Linked DNA regions of Homo sapiens: region 2 is linked to region 1. Evidence: read pairs that join two places in POLR2A ChIA-PET (ENCODE). Cell type or tissue: Caco-2. All regions are shown on one strand. Region 1 has its middle 20 kb from the start of STEAP1B-AS1. Region 2 has its middle 30 kb from the start of TOMM7.

What was found. Peaks named below come from ENCODE experiments on the same cell type or tissue, not always from the same donor. Only the 100,000 strongest peaks of a DNase experiment are listed, where the experiment ranks them.
Region 2: POLR2A ChIA-PET joins it to region 1 with 8 read pairs; 3 of 35 experiments call an interaction of 5 or more read pairs at or near these places.

The regions. Positions count from the first base shown.
Region 1 is chr7:22,581,103-22,585,102 of GRCh38, reverse strand. No RefSeq gene overlaps it. Among named protein-coding and RNA genes, the nearest start is that of STEAP1B-AS1, 20 kb to the right of the region's middle. RefSeq lists an enhancer at 1,383-1,957. In Caco-2, no CTCF peak of the experiment used is centred here; a DNase peak (open chromatin) is centred at 1,682.
Region 2 is chr7:22,790,529-22,794,528 of GRCh38, reverse strand. No RefSeq gene overlaps it. Among named protein-coding and RNA genes, the nearest start is that of TOMM7, 30 kb to the left of the region's middle. In Caco-2, no CTCF peak of the experiment used is centred here; no DNase peak of the experiment used is centred here.

The DNA.
Region 1 (4,000 bases):
ACATCCAATTGATGTCCACAGGAGAATTGAATGTGTGGGGAAAAAACCCACATACCTGCTCACAGAAGTGTGTTGAATGTGAACATACAGAGAAAGTTTATTTTTTTCTATACAATAAAAATAATAGGGTTTACCTGACAAAGTTGTTTTGAGAATTCAGTGATATATTGCATGTAAAACACTCATCACACTGAGCATTTAATGTGTGTTAGATATTGTCATTTGTAATTAATCATTGAGATACCTTAGATGATTCTCATTCTTTCTGAAAAAGATAGTGATAGATCAGCGTTTAGTTAGAGAGTTCAATTAGCTAACACATGTATGAAGTATAAAGAGGACTTAGTTAATGGTTGTAAGAAATTGCATCTACTTCTTATGTTAACTGGTGGCCCACATCTCTGAATCTTCACAGAAGATCCTACCAATAAAAATTCATATTAGGAGCACGATTTATAGGCACTTTTATTTTTTATTTATTCCTATTATTTATAGGAATTATAGAGAAAATAAACATAGGAAAAACTTCCATAATAACTTATGATGCAGAAAGAGGTATTTATTATTACAGTGCTTATTTCCTTCAATATGACTGCTGTTTGAAGGAAATAGGAATTGAAAACAAACCCTGCTAGTAATGTAGGGAAACTGCCTGGATATATTTAGCCAAGGGCCCAGCTCTTCTGACAGCCCCAAATGCTAAAAATATTCACGAGTGTGGTTTTTGCCTTCACTGTGCTGGGTAAATATACATACACACTGCCCTTTAGGGTTTTTGAAATGCTTTGAAGTACTTACAGAGTTACAGCTCTTTGACTCCAACACAGAATCTTTGTGGTATGGGGGCAAAGCAATCTTGGTTAGCATGTGAAGCTAACCAAGGGATATGCATTTGAAGCACATCCCTGTGTGGAGCCTCTGGCTTCCATCAGAAACTTGGGAACAGGTTCTGTTGGTGCATCCATGTTTACTGCAAACAACTTCATCCCTGTAACACACCCTTGAAGTCCAAGTATCTGCAGAGCAAAGGACCAACTTCAAAGGAACATGAATCCTTGTACCAGATGGAGTTTGAGAGCTCTCCCATTCATTTCTCTGGGTCTGTCCTGGTTAGTTGTGCATCCTCAGTCACTGCATGAGTTCCCAGGAGGGCCAAGATGGTGGGGTCACACAAGGAGTAATAAATGGAGAAATTCAGGATATGACTGGGATGTTGGGCCAACAGAATTTGCTAATGGAGTGGATGTGACATTTGAGTAAAAGAAAAGATAAAGGATGACTCCAAGATTTTTGACCTGATCAAGCTGAAGTTTTTTCCTAAGGTGGCATACACAGCAGAGTGAGGAGCAAGTTTTGTGAGGGGAAGTGAAGGACTTGGTCTGGCCACTCTTATAGTGTCCTATTGCTGCCTAAAAAACCACCCCAACAGTGAGTGACTTAAAGCTGCAATGTATTATCTTTCATCTTTCTGTAGGTTGACTGGGCTTAGCTGGGTGATTCTGTTTTTCTCTTGCAGTTACAGTGAGACATCTGGGGCTCACTTATATGGCTCTTGTTACTACTGGCTCTCTGCTGGGAGCTGAGCAACGGCCATCCACAGCAGTGCCAACATATGTTGCTTGGCCTTCTTACAGAGGAGTGGCTGAGTTCCAAGAGGGAGTGTCCCAAGCAGTTGCATTCCAAGAAAGTCAGGTGGAAGTTCCAAACATTCCTATGACCTAGCCTAACAAGTGCACAAAGCGACTTCTGCTGTGTTTTATTGGTCAAGCAAGTCACTACGGCCAGACCCTATTCAAAGGAAGGGGAGAAAGGCTTCACTGCCTGATGCGAGAAGCAGGGAGGGAAAGAGTTGTTAACAACCATCTTTGGACAACTTCTATCACTGATGTTGTAAATTTGAAATATGTCTTGATATTCAAGTCTGGAACTCAAGGAGAGATTGGGTCTGGGAAATGGGCAGGAAATTTTGTAATTGTGGGACCAGCCCAAACTGAGCCTGCTTTGTTGATAACAAAAGTGTCGAGTTACCTTGTAGGTATAACAGAGCCAAAAAACTGCAAGTCATATAACCTGGGCATGTGCTATAGAAAAAGCTTTGACCTCTAACAACACCCAGAACCAATGATTCCTCCACTCAGAACCAGGAGGACCAGACCATGACCAGAACATGAACACCAGAACACACCAGAACGCACCAGAACGCTTTCAGAAGGAGGGGTCCATTGGCCTGGAAGATCTGGGGCTAAAGTCTGCCTCAACATACCTTACCGTAAATGGCCAAATTTGAAGCCCTCCAATCAGACCAAACCAACATTCCCAAATCCTTTTTCCCTTGCCCTTCAGGCCCATAAACTTGCCCCAGACCCCAAATCAAGGAGATAGATTTGAACCCAACCCCTGTCTTTTTGCTGGCAGGTTTTGCAATGAAGCCTTTCTTTTCTCAAAAGCCAGTGCCATAGTTATTGGCCTCTGCACTCAGCAACCCCATTTGCTCCACAACGAATTCCTCCTCAGAGATTTCTGTTTGGAGCATTAGATCTAATGCTGTTAAATTAGAAACAAATTGCCTTCCTGTGTGTGTGTGTTTTTTTTAAGTGATCGAGTTGGAATTCTGTTATTCTGTTGGATATCTCTGTGGTAGCTGGTAAATGAACTACATATTTTAATCATACATAATATTTATCAATCGCTTAACACAATGCCTCATGTTAAGCAGCTACTGTAGACAAGTGCTGATTATTGTTATTAGCTATATATATATGTTTTATATGTTATTAGCCATATATATGTTTTATATGTTATCAGCTATATATATATATATGTTTTACATTTCCTTATTCATGTTCTTTCTAAACCAGATAGATGTCCCATGCTGGGGCTCCATGATGCACTAATCTGGCTGTACTCACATTGGGTTGATCGTTCTTGAGGTTGTACATCAGTTCAGATGACCTGAATATTAACGTGTGCACCACTTCTCAACCTGGAGCCTTCTGGCATATCCCCAGAGCCCATTAAATCTATAAAAATCTAAAATGTGTTTTCCTATTTATAATACTATTAAAGTAATAAAAATACTTTCTAGAATCCCTGCATTAGAGGAGTGTCTGATTACTAGGCTTTTAGTTTAACAAAACGTGACTAGAGCGACCCAATCTTAAAGCTCGTAGCTAGGCACTCACAAAGCACCTATAAAGTGAATGCTTATGGTCTGCAAATAGTCACATTGTAAGCTGACTGCTCTTCTAATTGCAGAATATTATGGCCACACAGAACATCTCCCACCAGGCCTACAGAATGTCCAGATGTCCTAAGAGTACAGCCCACTTTTCTTAAATATAATGTTAATGGGCAGGCTTAGGTTGAAGAATTAATGGTCATTGATAGCACCAATAACCCCTACCTTCAGTGAGCACATCTGTACATTCTAAGTTTAATTATAGCTCTATAGTTTCTTATAAATAGAGACACTAACAAAGGACGGCACGTTTTTCGTCCTGCTTTCTGAGGATGTGCTACTCAATAACAGAGTAGTTTCTAATAAACTTGCTTATTTCATTGTGGTTTGAGATTCACCCTGAATTCTTTTCTGTGCAAGATCCAAGAACCCTCTCCTGGCCTCTAGATGGGGACCCCTTTTTCCGGCAACATCTTGACCACCTCCTTTTACTGAAGTCCCCCATACAGTTTTAGAGGGGCATTTACATTGAACATATGGTCATGTTAATACCAAGGAAACCCACATTCTATTACAATACACATGCTGAGGTTTTGTGGTCATTGCACAGAGAAAGGCAGTGGGAGAATGAATGGCTAGGAACATCTCTACATGAAGCCGCAAAGACTGCAGAGCTGGCTGGAGGTACAAATTCAGTCAGTGGTTTTGTGATGAAATCCTGTCTTCATATACACAAATTAGCAATGATCAATTAGCAGTAAACGCTATAGTGAAAAACAAAAAATTTTCTTTTGTTAAACAGCATTTTTAAATTTCAATACT
Region 2 (4,000 bases), 210 kb before region 1:
TCAGTAGAGATGGGGTTTCTCCATGTTGGTCAGGCTAGTCTCGAACTCCTGACCTCAGGTGATCCGCCTGCCTCAGCCTCCCAAAATGCTGGAATTACAGGCGTGAGCCACTGCGCCTGGCCTCAATGTTTTAATCTTGCTCCTACTCCACCTTTGTATGTTGGGTAAGTTGGGGGCAGTTAACTCATTTTTAAGTTTTTTGATTGCTGGACCATGAGATGCTGTCTGTACCAGATGGAAGGTACATATTTCCCAGAGTTCCTGAACTTTGACCTGGATGCAGTATCTGGATGAAATTTGAGAACTGTATCCCTGGGAGAGATTCATTGTGTTCTGTATATGAGAAAGCGTGTATCAATATTTGGCAATCAAAGAAGTAGGCATGGCAGAGAATGTTAATTGCCTAACAAAAATCCATTTCTGTCGCTCTCTTGCAAAGTGTCACTTTTAGCTGGCTATGTGGCAACCAAGCTACAAGATTCCCAGGCTTGCTGTTAGATATAGCTCTATGACTAATATTTGATAATTGAGATGTAAGCAGAAGTGTTGTGTGGTACTTTGGGTAAGTCTTCCTGAAAGGGAAGTATGTTTCTTGAAATGGATGTGAAATGACTGGATGATAGCTATCTTGGATCAGGAGGAGAAAGGCCAGACTCTAGGAATGGCAGAGTGATGTATGTTTGGGAGAGTAGATCTCTGAAAACTCTAGTGAGAGCCCCTTTTGTCCATACCTTTGCTGAGTCATGTGTTATCAAACTTAATGGTCTTTCCAAACTGATGAAACATGGTGTTTTATAGATTTAGTTACTATTTTGCTTTGAGTGAGATGGAGAATCTTTTCATATATTTAAGAACCATTGTGTTTCCTTTAGCGCATTTTCTGTTGGCATGTTGGCCTTTTTCATATTGATTTATGGGTCCTTTTATTTATTTACTTTTTAAATGATAGAGAAGGGATCTTGCCATGTTGCCGAGGCTGATCTTGAACTGCTGGACTCAAGCAATCCTCCCACCTCAGCCTCCCAAAGTTCTAGGATTACAGGTGTGAGCCACCACACCCAGCCTGTAGATCCTTTTGTATTTTACAGAAATTATATCTGTGATATGATTGGTAGGTATTTTTCCAGTTTGTCGTTTGACTTTGATTAGAGCAAATTTTTTTTCCAAGCTTCTCTTGGTATATTTTGTTTTAAATTTTTATTTTATTTTATTTTTGAGACAGAGTCTTGCTCTATTGCCCAGGCTAGAATGCCCAGGCTCAAGGGATCCTCTCATTTCAGCCTCCTGAGTAACTAGGATTACAGGCACATGCCACTTCACACAGCTAAATTTTTGTGTTTTTTTGTAAATTTTTGTGTTTTTTGTAGGGATGGAGTTTTCCTGTGTTGCCCAGGCTGGTCTTGAATTCCTGGGCTCAAGGCGTCCTCCCACCTCGGCCTTCCAAAGTGTTAGGATTACAGGCGTGAGCCACTGTGCCCAACCAAGTTGTTTTTTTTTGTTTGTTTTTTTTTTTTGAGACAGAGTTTCGGTCTTGTTGCCCAGGCTGGGGTGCAATGGCATGATCCTGGCTCACCACAACCTCCGCCTCCCAAGTTCAAGCAATTCTCCTGCCTCAGCCTCCCAAGTAGCTGGGATTACAGGCATGTGCCACCACGCCCAGCTAATTTTTTTGTATTTTTAGTAGAGACGGGGTTTCTCCATGTTGGTCAGGCTGGTCTCAAACTCCTGACCTCAGGTGATCCGCCTGCCTTGGCCTCCCAAAGTGCTGGGATTACAGGCATGAGCCACTGTGCCCGGCCATAGCCACGTATTATTTTACATCCCACTCTCACCTGCTTTTTCTTATTAGAAAAAATAAGTTGCCTGGGAGAAAGGAGAATAAAAAGAGGAGTGAATGAGGGGAGTATCTCCCAAATAATATATTTAAGGTGACTGTTATTTTTTCTCTCTGTGTTTCAGTTTGGATATATTCCTCTGACCTGTCTTCAAATTAATTAATCTTGTTTTCTTTTGCACTGTGAATCCAGCTGATAAATTCTTAATTTCTGATATTGTATTTTACAAATATTGAATGTCTACTTAATTCTCTTTAAAAAAGATTCTAATTCTCTGATTTTATACTTCATCTTTTCATTCTCATTGTCAATCTTTACCCCTCTTTTCTTTAACATATTAATTATAGTTATTTTGAAGTCTTTCTAGCTAACTTCAATATCTGGATCATCTCTACCTGCTTCCATCTCTTGGCTACTAGTCACTTAAAAAGTAAAAATAAAAATAAAATTTTTTTTTTTTTTTTTAGAGATAGGGTCTTGCTCTGTCATCCAGGCTGGAGTGCAGTGGCACAATCATAGCTTACTGCAGCCTTGAACTCCCAGCTCAAGTGATCTGCCTGCCTCAGCCTCCTGGGTAGCTGGGACTACAGCTGTGTGCCACCATGCCTGGCTACTTTTTTTATTTTTGTTTTTTGTAAAGGTAGGGACTTGCTTTGTTGCCCAGGCTGGTCTCAAACTCTTGTCTCTAAGCAATGCTCCCATCTCAGCCTCCCAAAGCACTGGGATTACACGTATGAGCCTCTGTGCCTGGCTGGCTATTAGTAACTTTAACCAGTTTCTTGCCTGGTAAACTTTTCATGCTAGATATTATGAATGACATTTTATAGAAACTCTGGATCATGTTAACTTCCTCCAAAGAATGTTGAATTTTGTTCTGGCTGGCAATTAAATTATTGACAGATAATTTTAATTCTGATGAAAATTGGGTTTAGGCTTTGCTATGGTGGGTTTACATCAGTTTTGACCTTACTCCTCGGGTATAATCCTTACTCCTAGAGGGTAATGTACATTTTTAGGACATGACCTTTTTTGCTTTGTGACTCATCTGGAAGTCTGGGAATTCACCAATATTTCTTTACCCTGGCTGGATTAGAATGCCACCACATTCCCAGCACTGTGTGGCCTCTGAGATTTCCGTTTAGCTCTCCAGCCTCCCAGCAGTTATTCTCTGATAGACCCTGGGTGTCTTACCCTACAGTCAGGTCATATGGCCTGGGCTCAAGGACCTGAGAAGAATGTTTATAAACTTTCAGGGTTCAATCTCTGAAGTCCTCTTCTGTGTGATTCCCTGCTCTGCAGCACCTGGCTTCCAAATCCCAGCCACTGTGGCAGGCACAAATTCTAGTTTCTCTTTCCTCTGCCCTATACAAATGCAACTTTCCACTTGGACTCAACTTCCCAAGCAGTGGGGGACATGAAGCTCACTTCGTTTGGTTTCTTTCAAACATCATAACTGTTTTAACTGGTGTCCAATCCCTGAAAATTGTTTTATCTATTTTGGCCAGTTTATGGTAGGAAAGCTAAGTCTAAGACTTACTCTGTCATGGCTGGAATTGGAAGTTAGAGACAACTTTCTTTTTTCTTTTTTTTTTTTTTTTTGAGACAGAGTCTCGCTCTGTTGTCCAGGCTGGAGTGCAGTGGTGCGATCTCGGCTCATTGCAACCTCCGCTTTCTGGGTTCAAGCAATTCTCCTGCCTCAGCCTCCTGAGTAGCCGGGATTACAGACGCGTGCCATCACGCCCGGCTAATTTTTGTATTTTTAGTACAGACAGGGTTTCACCATGTTTGTCGGGCTGGTCTCCAACTCCTGACCTCGTGATCCACCCACCTCGGCCTCCCAAAGTGTTGGGATTACAGGCATGAGCCACCGCCCCCGGCCTATTTTTTCAATTGACACAGTTGTCAATGAGAGATGGAGTTGACGTATATGCTTGGCTTGATCTTATTTTTCTTTCGATTTCTTTTTTGGTTATACTTCCTTTTAAGTAAACAGAGGCTCTAATTAAAAGTGTTGATGTGGATGAGTAGATTATGAGAATTTTTAAATGCTTTGAAAAGAACTCCTGTGAGTTATTTTTCATTGAAAAGATCTCTGTAGAGCTGTTAGTTTAATTTCTGTTTTTTAAAGTATAAGATTCCTCTCTGAAAGCCTGTAGCTGTAGGAA